Regions from separate parts of the Mus musculus genome. Here region 1 is linked to region 2. Evidence: chromatin loops called from intact Hi-C (ENCODE). Cell type or tissue: heart. All regions are shown on one strand. Each heading gives the region's core, and the rest is flanking DNA. Links, peaks and the distances in the headings are about the cores only. Region 1 overlaps Gm31872 (a long non-coding RNA gene). Region 2 has its middle 23 kb from the start of Gm46120.

What was found. Hi-C counts contacts between places; a loop is a spot of excess contacts. Peaks named below come from ENCODE experiments on the same cell type or tissue, not always from the same donor. Only the 100,000 strongest peaks of a DNase experiment are listed, where the experiment ranks them.
Region 1: it touches region 2 in a loop (6-fold over the local background); 3 of 42 quality-filtered maps call a loop at or near these places.

Annotation. Positions count from the first base shown.
Region 1 is chr9:70,669,600-70,674,978 of GRCm38, reverse strand. Gm31872 (a long non-coding RNA gene) reads right to left here. Exons shown (of 3, transcript XR_379591.4): 3 at 4,874-5,379. Among named protein-coding and RNA genes, the nearest start is that of Adam10, 6.7 kb to the left of the region's middle. In heart, for the core only: a CTCF peak has its summit at 2,829; no DNase peak of the experiment used is centred there; H3K27ac peaks cover 886 bases.
Region 2 is chr9:71,089,452-71,094,830 of GRCm38, reverse strand. No RefSeq gene overlaps it. Among named protein-coding and RNA genes, the nearest start is that of Gm46120, 23 kb to the right of the region's middle. In heart, for the core only: a CTCF peak has its summit at 2,539 (motif pointing right); no DNase peak of the experiment used is centred there.

The DNA.
Region 1 (5,379 bases), core at 279-5,278, 420 kb after region 2:
AGGGGATCCAACACTTTCTTCTGGCTTCTGGGGGTACCAGGAACACATGTGCACAGACACATATACAAGCAAAACACCTGTACACATAAAATAATAATAAAGTCAATCCCTTGTTTAAAGGACATTTGGGTCTCAGTTTCTGATCTGCAGAATTGGAGAATAGTGCTGCCTACCACAGATTGCCTCCAGAGTTAAATAAATCAATAAGTGTAAAAGAGCAGGACAGTGGTGGCACACGCCTTTAATCCCAGCACTCAAGAATCAGAGGCAGGTGGATCTCTGAGTTTGAGGCCAGCCTGGTCTACAGAGTTCTAGGACAGCCAAGGATGCACAGAAAAACCCTGTTTGAAAAACCAAAAGTTAAATAAGTAAAAATAAGTAATTTAGGGGGCTAGTGAGATGGCTCAGCGGTTAAGAGCACCGACTGCTCTTCCAAAGGTCCTGAGTTCAAATCCCAGCAACCACATGGTGGCTCATAACCATCCATAACGAAATCTGAAGCCCTCTTCTGGAGTGTCTGAAGACAGCTACAGTGTACTTACATATAATCAATCAATCAATAAGTAAATAATTTAAAAACAAGTGTAAAGCACCAAGGCAAATACATAGCATATAGTAAGCATTATAGAATTCTAGATGATTCTATCATAATTACATGTGATATTTGTTCACTACCTCTCCCCTGGTGTTATACAGCTACACTGCACTCAATAAGTTCCAATTTACCCAACCGCTCTCAACCTCCTCAAACCTTCTAAGCTCCAATCCTAATAGGTCATCAAGTCTGTTTTTGTCAGACCTGAGAACTGGTCCAAGGGTCTAGTGTGTAGAGTTATAACATTGAGCTACACATTCCTTTTCTTCCCTGGAAATGCAACTCAGTGGAGATTTGTCTGGGGTACATGAGATCCTAAGTTCAATTTAGCACCAGTGGTGGTGGAGGAGTTAGTAAAATAGAAGGAAACAAGGGCAAAATCAGAGTAACAGGAGCTGACATTTGTAAGGAAATGGAAGTTGAAATAACTTAAGTAATCCACCCTAAGTCAGAAACCTGAGTGGCAGAGCCAACCGCCAAGGTTCAATTTGTCTGGAGAACAGGCTGGCTTTAATCAGCGCAATGTGCCGCCGTTCAACAACAGTTAGTTTCCCAAACACACACCACTTCCCACTTCAACACCTTTGCACATGTTCTACCCTCCAGAAGGAGTGTCTCTCCCACATGTTCTACAGAATGAGGCTCAGTGATTCATTTCTCAATACACTTTTTTGGTTAGAATTTTACTTTTCATGTAAAAGAAGAATTAGGGGGAATGCATTAAATACACTTTTAGAGACTAATGAAATATGCTATTTACAACTACAGGCATTTAAAAGTACCAGTGTCTGAGCTGGGGATATAGATCAACCGCAGAGGTGACAGTACTTGCCTAGCACACATAAGAATTCCCAACACTGGGGTGGGGGTGGGGACTGGGTATCCATTTCCTTTAAAATGCACGGAGACAGAATGGAGATATGGTGTACTGGCTGGGTTTTGAGTCAGCTTGACACAAGCTAAGGTCCTTTTGGAAGAAGGAACAAGCTTATGGTATATTTTCTTGATGGAGGATTGATATGGGAGGGCCCAGCTGAGTTGGTCACACCACCCCAGGCTTGGAGTCCCTGGATTTTTTTCAGAGGGCTAGCTGAGTAAGCCATGGGAAAAGCAATCCAGTAAGCAGAGCTCTTCCTCTGCATCAGCTCCTGCGTCCAGGTTCTTCCCCTGAGTTCATCCAGTAATGAACTGTGGTGTGAACGTATAAGTGAAATAGACCTTTTCCTCCCGAGCTGCCTATGGGCATGGTGTATTATCACAGCAATAGAAACCCTATGCCTAAGGCTTCTTCCCTCTTCTCAAATCCTTATTAACTTCTCTACTAGAAAGAATTACCATCTATATACCTCTAATATAGACTTACAAAATTGTAATGTTTATTTAAATACTTAGCCCTGGTTACTATAGGAACCTAGTGGATTTGATCCCCAAACTGAAAAAAAAATCAAATATTCTCATACTCTCTCCTCTCCCCACCCCCCCACCCCGCCCGAGCCACACCCCTCAGTCCTACTTCTTAGCTTTGAAGGACCACAAACATGGCTCTAAACAAAATGCTTATTTATGTAGTGTTTGTGTGTGTGTGTGTGTGTGTGTGTGTGTGTGTGTGTGTGTGTGTGTGAGTGAACTCAGGGGCTGTCACATCTAGCCAAGCATTTGTAATACTGAATTATAACCACGTTCTCCCTAATTCTCAAAGACAAGTGTGACTCACATATTATAGGAGTTTTAGAAAGAGCCACACAGTACAGTATATCCATGTCCAACACAAACTTACTAAAGTTCAATACGAATATAGGCTAAATTTGAGTACTCTATTCAAAAACTAGAAACAATATCTTCCTGTCTAAACTTCTAGTAGCTTACTGAAAAATTTAAAGCCTCCACAGGCACACCTCATCCATCTGTGGGCCTCTCTTTCCTCTCCATTCAGTTAAACTGGTCTGTCTAGTCTTGAAAACGTCTTGCACTTTTCTGCCAACTTGTTTTCTGTCTTTGTTTCCTTTCCCCTTTTCACAGCTTTAACCCAGCCTCTCAAGGTCAGGGCACAGGCTGACGGCTCAGAAACCATGTTAGACACAGGCGCCTTTCCTTTGATTTGAAGTGATTTTTTAAAAAAATTTTCCTTATTCATTCATATCCAACAGTTAGGAGCTTTCAAGGCACAGCCATGGCTCTGTGTAGCTGTAGATGCTTCTGCTTTGCTTGTCAGGAACTGAGGAAAGACTGCCCTCTTTGGACTGGGCTTGACGTCTGTCACTCTGGAACTCAGTTTTCCCGTCAGTAAATTGCCTGTGTGACCTTTGTTTCAGAAACTAGACCAACTTCCAATAGTCCTTGAAGATTTTGCTTACACTTCTCTGGCTCCAGTAATCTCGATCACATTTTATCCCAAAACACCTTTTATTTTTAGCCTTCTGTTACAATTAAGCATGCGTTACTTCCTGGAAACTCTCGTGTTCTTACCGTGGCAGCTGACATCAACAGGACCAAGACCCTGAAGGCAAAGGCAGAGGACCAGAAAACCTACAGAATGGCAATGATCATGGTTGTGAAACTCTACAAACGTTTATTCTGTTACTAGGACAGATACCCACAGATTATCAAATAATAGCCCTGATATGTTAATATACACTTTAATATACACAATCTTGTTTATTCACTGCAACAATGCTGTGAGATAGATGTAATCCATTTTATAGACAGGAAGATGTACCAGGTGTGATAGTTCATTTTCAGAGTTGACTTAACTTGATTTGAAGTCATCTAGGAGACAAGTCTTGGTGTGTCTGCGATGATGTTTCCAGAGAGGGTTAACTGAGGAAGGAAGTGTGGGCTGGGGCCCCATGGCCTGGGGTCCAGACTGAATAAAAGGGGGGCGAGGAGGAAGCGGCAGCACTACCTCTCTCTGCTTCCTGACTAAGGGCATCACGTGACCAGCCACCTGTTCCTGCTGCCCTGCCTTCCTCCCCATGATAGGCTGTACCTCTCATACCATGAACCGAAATAAATCTTTCTTTCCCTAAGTCGCTTCTTGCCAGGTATCTGGTCACAGCAATGAGAAAAGAGAGTAAGGAGTACAGTAAGCTTCTAACTTAAGGGGTGTGTGTGTGTGTGTGTGTGTGTGTGTGTGTGTGTAACCTGCAAACTAAAACACAACAACATCCAGCTAGGCTGATGTAGCCCCAAGCCTACACATCTTAATGAAGTTCTGTACAATTAGAGTAGCCATTTTAAAGCTGTTGACCTTTGCTTTGGCTTATATACTATCAATTATATTTTATCCACTTGCTGGGCAGTGGTGGCACCCACCTTTAATCCCAGCATTCAGGAGGCAGAGGCAAGTGGATCTCTGTGAGTTCCAGGCCAACCTGGTCTACAGAACAAGTTCAGGGACAACCAGAACTATACAAAGAAACCATGTTTCCAAAAAAAAAAAAAAAAAAAAAAATCGACTTTTAAACATTGTATGCACTTATCTACAAAAAGAAAGGAAAGAAAATCTATGACAGAGTTAAAACTAGAAAAACAATTACTTTGTAACTAAGTGTCCTTTACCTAGACTCTGTCCTTCCTCATCACCCAACATTATCCTTTCTAATCCAACCTTAACTCTGAATTAACCTTCTCTCTGAATCTTGTAGTCTACTCTCTAGAATTCTTTGTTAAATAAAGATGTGTTGCCATGGTCCAAAGCCTACTCCTTACTTTTTGTTTGAGTTTTAAGGGCTGGAGAGTTACATGCAGACCTTCGTGCTTGATAAGCACATGTTTTATGATACCGCCGAGCCACACCCGCAGTCCTACTTCTTAGCTTTGAAGGACCACAAACATGGCTTTAAACAAAATGCTTATTTATGGGTGTGTGTGTGTGTGTGTGTGTGTGTGTGTGTGTTAAGATACGACACAGTCAATGAGTGGAGATCAGGGGACAACTCTTAAATTCTTCCTTTCCACTGTGTGGCCCTGAAGATTGACTTTAGGTCATCTGGCTCGGTGGAAAATGCCTTTCCTCACTAATGCATCCTGCCAGCTCCGTTTCTCAGTGCTGTCCGAATTTACCAACTCACAAGGACTAATGGATGAGAGCTAAATTCCTACAAAATGTGTCTTTAAATATTACAGGCATGGTTACGTTGTGTACCTGTAATCCCTGAGGAGCAAACAGAGTGAGGAAGGGTCAGGACCAGTTCTGGGTCAGCCAGAGCTACATATTGCGACTTTGTCTCAAAAACAAAAGCAAACAAACTATTGAAACGATCTTCAGGTAGACTTTGATGTTATCAAGCTGATGAGCCCATCTTTATTATCAATACTTGAGAAGCTGAAGCATGACCACAAGTGGCTTCGTGATTAAGTCACTCCTGCCAAAGAAATACGCTAAGTGATTTTACCAGTCAACTATCCAGCTAGCCAACTTACCATGCCACAGTAAGGATCAGGCAGGTAGCTACCAGGTCACTCACCTGTTCAGGAGCCTCTATGGAGATGGCCACCAAAAGCACAGTGTGACAAACACATTTGCATCAGAACAATCCCCAGGACCTTGTTCATCACCATGTCCCTTTCAGTAACTATGTCTTCTTTGCCCTTGCCATAAAGCCTTTGGTTCTGTTTCTAAGCTTTGCTTTATTTCATTTTTTATTTTATTTATTTATTTATTTATTTATTTATTTATTTATAATATCCGTGTGAATGTCATACCACAGTTCAACATCAAGTGTCTTCCTCAATCACTTAACACTTTATTTTTAAGATTTAAACAATCGTAAACGTGTGTGTGC
Region 2 (5,379 bases), core at 216-5,215:
TCTTGATGTCCTCTACCATCATCATGAGATATGCTTTTAAATCTGGGTCTAGCTTTTCGGGTGTGTCGAGGTGCCCAGGACTCGCAGAGGTGGGAGTGCTCAGTTCTGATGATGGTGAGTGGTCTTGGTTTCTGTTAGTAAGATTCTTACGTTTGCCTTTCACCATCTGGTAATCTCTGGAGTTAGTTGTTATAGTTGTCTCTGGTTAGAGCTTGTTCCTCTCATGATTCTGTTAGGCTCTATCAGCCGACATGGGAGACTAGCTCTCTCCTGAGTTTCAGTGGTTAGAGCACTCTCTGCAGGCTAGCTCTCCTCTTGCAGGGAAGGTGCACAGATATCTGGAGTTCGGACCTGCTTCCTGGCAGAAGATGAAGGCCCAAAACAGGGCCTGTGTCCAGAAGCTGTTAGCTTCTGTGGTCCACACTCTCACCTGTGCAGACTAGTCTCAGCAGGATCCGGGAACCAAGGTGGCTCCCCCAGGTGCTACGGCAAAGCCCTCCTAGGTGGGGCAGGCGCCCCTCCTCTGGCAGGGAAGGTGCCCGGATGTCAAGAGCCCAAAATGGGTTCTGCCTCAGTAGCTCTGTGGCTTCTGCCTGTTCCAGAAGCTGTTAGCTTCTGTGACAACTTCCTGTTTTGAACATCACATCAAACCCGGGAGGGAAATTCGATCATTCTCACTGTGCAAAAGAGAAACTGAGGCCCAGAGAAGCTGACTAGCTGGCCTTGTTCACAATGATGAGAGCCAGGATTTCAACCCAGGTGTGTTGGATCACCAAACCTGAGTTCTCCAGATCCCAGGATGAATTATTCATGATCATGTAGGGAACAAATTAGTGTTCATTAGGAAACTACACAAGTTGATAACATAGCAGCCAGCCATGTCAGACTAAATTTAAATCATTTCATTAGAGTGTTCTTTTCTGAAAATACACAGAAAGAACCAATATATCTCAACTCTAAATTCTCCACAATGTCATCATGAGCCAAAGGGAATAGAAGACCAGCATGAAGAGCTACTGATCAGCCAAGTTTGTAGCTAGAACCTTTCTTAAGTGTCACTCAGAGGATAGAACAAAACCTCTACTCCATTGGCCTGAGTGTCCTCCCAAAGGACTCTGAATTTGCCAGGTCCCATTTGAAAATTTTAATCAGTGCTTTGAATAAAATGTGTATGACTTATTTGTAAAACTGCAGATGATAAAAGAGTAATTATTATATGGGTGGCAAATTTGGATGGTTTTTCTTTTTTCAGCTGCAATGACCATTCACTAAGTGTTGCTCCATTCAAGTATCAAAAACTACTCAGAAAAATATTTAAAGCACCTTACTAAAAGATTAACTGTATGGAGCTGGAAGGATGGTTCAGCAATTAAGAGTGGTCTTTGGTCTCCCGTGCCCATGTCAGGTGCATTACAGCTGCCTGTATCTCCAGATCCAGAGCAGATGCCCTCTTCTGGCTTTTTCTAGCACCTTCAGGAAGTGTACAACCCCACCCCATGCCCCAAACTACAACACATGCAAACAAATATTTTAAAATACTTTTGTTTTTAAAAAATACTAAATGGGTTAAGTCCTACTCATCAATTTTATCAATGACTTTGATAAAATATTCATGACATAAAATATATCAAATTAAAGATGACACAAATGATGATTATTAGATGACAAATTATTCTGTTAGATATGAGGCAGTGTGTCACTAAGGACAATAAGGGAAAAATATAAAATCTCTCATAAGTCCACGGTACTATTTAAGAAGAGATTGGAGAAATAGTCTAATCATTGTCCTGTGGTAGACAGCAGGGAATAGCAGCTGGCTACACAACTGAGCTGACTACCATGTGTAAGCTAAATCCCAGACTGGGTGAATTACATCTTCAGCATTACACACACTCATTTATCTCTGGGATGTTTTTTGAGAGGGTTGTTTGGTTTTTTTATTGCTCTACATCAAATTCTCCAAATGTAGTAGCCTTTAAATCTCCCATGCATTGTTCTCACTTGTACTCCCATGAGCTGATTTGGTGGCTCTCCAGTCTGTCTTGCTCTTAGATTCTCTTACTGTTGGAGATGGCAGGGGAGTCAGAGGAATTCTGGGGGCCGCTGGACCTGAGCATCCAAAATGGCTTCCCCACTCACATATTTGATGCCTTTGTGGCTCTCTGTATGAATCTCTTATCTTGAGATATCTTGAGGTCTTTTCTTCCCCACAGCATGGCCTACCCTATTACTTGGCAGCTAGCTTTCTTTTTTTTTTTTTTTTTTTTTTTCTTTCTTTCGAGACAGGGTTTCTCTGTATAGCCCTGGCTGTCCTGGAACTCACTCTGTAGACCAGACATGCTGACACAGAAGGGGAAAACTCAAGATACCTCAACCCTTGACAAACAACTACAGACAACTAAGGACTGCTGAGAGTGGGGGAACTAGCCTGCTCCAGGATTGAGACATCATCCCCCCAATTGGTTATCTAACACCAAATGATAAGCCCTGGGACAACAGGTTGAGCAGGTTGGTGGCAAAAGTGTTATTTCTACCAATGGCCAGCAGAGGGAGCAAAAGGAAAGGAAGATGCTTATCTTCATAGTAAGGAGGGGCTTTCTCAGGCTTCCCCCGCAGACCTCTCTTGCTTAGCTATGGATAGCAAAACTGTGGCTAAGAAGGGAAAGGGGGTTCCCCGAGGCTACCAGAGAATATGTAGTAACCGCTCACAGTTCCCAAGCCTTCTAAGCATTTGGACCGGAGTTTAATCCCTAGAACCCACTCTGTCGCAGCCAAACCAGGGTGTGACAGTATGCACTTTTAACCTTAGTGCTGGGGAGGCAGAGACTGGCAGATCCCTAAACCAGCCTAGCCTAGTGAGGGGATTACAAACCAATAAAAGACCCTATTTCCATAAGCAAAATAGATAGCTCCTGAGGAGTGATATGCATAGCTGACCTCTGGCCTGCACACTCAAGTGTGCACACACAAAGATGAGTGCACACATACACACACACACATACACACACACACGCGCGCACACACACATGCACACATACACACATGTACACACACATGCACACTTGTGCCTAAGTAAATAAATAAATATTCTAATAACATAAAAGCCCCAAGCTGTTTTTTTCTGATGGTTTGACTCAGGACACACAGAGAGTCTTGGGGAGCTATTGTCAATCTGTAGTAAACCTTCCAGCTTTCCTCCATGACTACAGAGTCTCTGCTCATTCCATGCCTGCTGTCATTTGGGTTACTGTGATCTTCTGGCTAAACTATGAATTATACATTCCACTGACATACTTTTTCTTTACAGAGGAGGAAAGATAAGATCTCACGCGTTTATATCTAACATTCATTTTTATTTAATAGCTGTGTTCATTAAATAGCCATTGAGAAGAGAATTATTGTAAGCAACAGCCAAGTTTGCAGTCAGGACCTAGAATTTTTACACCAAGCATCCCAATACATATGATGAATAAAAACCATTTTGTTCCAGTCAGTGGGGGGAAAAGAAACTGTCAGTATGTCAGACTAAGAGAGGTAAAAAACATTAAAAGAAAATTGAGATCTTGGTTCCGGGACGCAGCAGAACTTAGGAAATTAGTCTGAACAGGTTAGAGGGTGCGCCAGAGAACCGGACAGCTTCTGGGACAGGCAGAAGCACAGAGCCGCTGAGGCAGCACCCTTGGCAGGCCGCAGACAGCCGGCCACCATCCGGACCAGAGGACAGGTGTCCGCCTGGCTTGGGAGGCGGCCTCAGCCTCAGCAGCAGCGGTCGCCATCTGGGTTCTGGGACTCAGCAGAACTTAGGAAATTAGTCTGAACAGGTGAGAGGGTGCGCCAGAGAACCGGACAGCTTCTGGGACAGGCAGAAGCACAGAGCCGCTGAGGCAGCACCCTTGGCAGGCCGCAGACAGCCAGCCACCATCCGGACCAGAGGACAGGTGTCCACCTGGCTCGGGAGGTGGCCTCAGCCTCAGGAGCAGCGGTCGCCATCTTGGTTCCGGGACTCCCTGGAACTTAGGAATTTAGTCTGCACAGGTGAGAGTCTGCACCACAGAAGCTGACAGCTTCTGGGAACTGCCAAAGCAACACAGCTTCTGAGAAAGGCCCTGTTTTGGGCCCTCTTCTTCGACCAGGAGGAGGTCCAAAAACAAGATATCTGCGCACCTTCCCTGTAAGAGAGCTTGCCAGCAGAGAGTGCTCTGAGCACTGAAACTCAGAGGAGAGAATCTGTCTCCCAGGTCTGCTGATAGACGGTAACAGAATCACCAGAAGAACAATCTCTAAACAGAGTCAACTATAACTACTAACTCCAGAGATTACCAGATGGCGAAAGGTAAATGTAGGAATCCTACTAACAGGAACCAAGACCACTCACCATCATCAGAACCCAGCACTCCCACTTCGCCCAGTCCAGGGCACCCCAACACACCCGAAAACCTAGACCTAGATTTAAAAGCATATCTCATGATGATGGTAGAGGACATAAAGAAGGACTTTAATAAATCACTTAAGGAAATACAGGAGAACACTGCTAAAGAGTTACAAGTCCTTAAAGAAAAACAGGAAAACACAATCAAACAGGTAGAAGTCCTTACAGAAAAAGAGGAAAAAACCTACAAACAGGTGATGGAAATGAACAAAACCATACTAGACCTAAAAAGGGAAGTAGACACAATAAAGAAAACTCAAAGTGAGGCAACACTGGAGATAGAAACCCTAGGAAAGAAATCTGGAACCATAGATTTGAGCATCAGCAACAGAATACAAGAGATGGAAGAGAGAATCTCAGGTGCAGAAGATTCCATAGAGAACATCGGCACAACAATCAAAGAAAATGGAAAATGCAAAAAGATCCTAACTCAAAATATCCAGGAAATTCAGGACACAATGAGAAGACCAAACCTACGGATAATAGGAGTGGATGAGAATGAAGATTTTCAACTCAAAGGACCAGCAAACATCTTCAACAAAATTATAGAAGAAAACTTCCCAAATATAAAGAAAGAGATACCTATGAACATACAAGAAGCCTACAGAACTCCAAATAGACTGGACCAGAAAAGAAATTCCTCCCGACACATAATAATCAGAACAACAAATGCACTAAATAAAGATAGAATACTAAAAGCAGTAAGGGAAAAAGGTCAAGTAACATACAAAGGCAAGCCTATCAGAATTACACCAGATTTTTCACCAGAGACTATGAAAGCCAGAAGAGCCTGGACAGATGTTATACAGACACTAAGAGAACACAAATTCCAGCCCAGGCTACTATACCCAGCCAAACTCTCAATTACCATAGATGGAGAAACCAAAGTATTCCACGACAAAACCAAATTCACACATTATCTCTCCACGAATCCAGCCCTTCAAAGGATA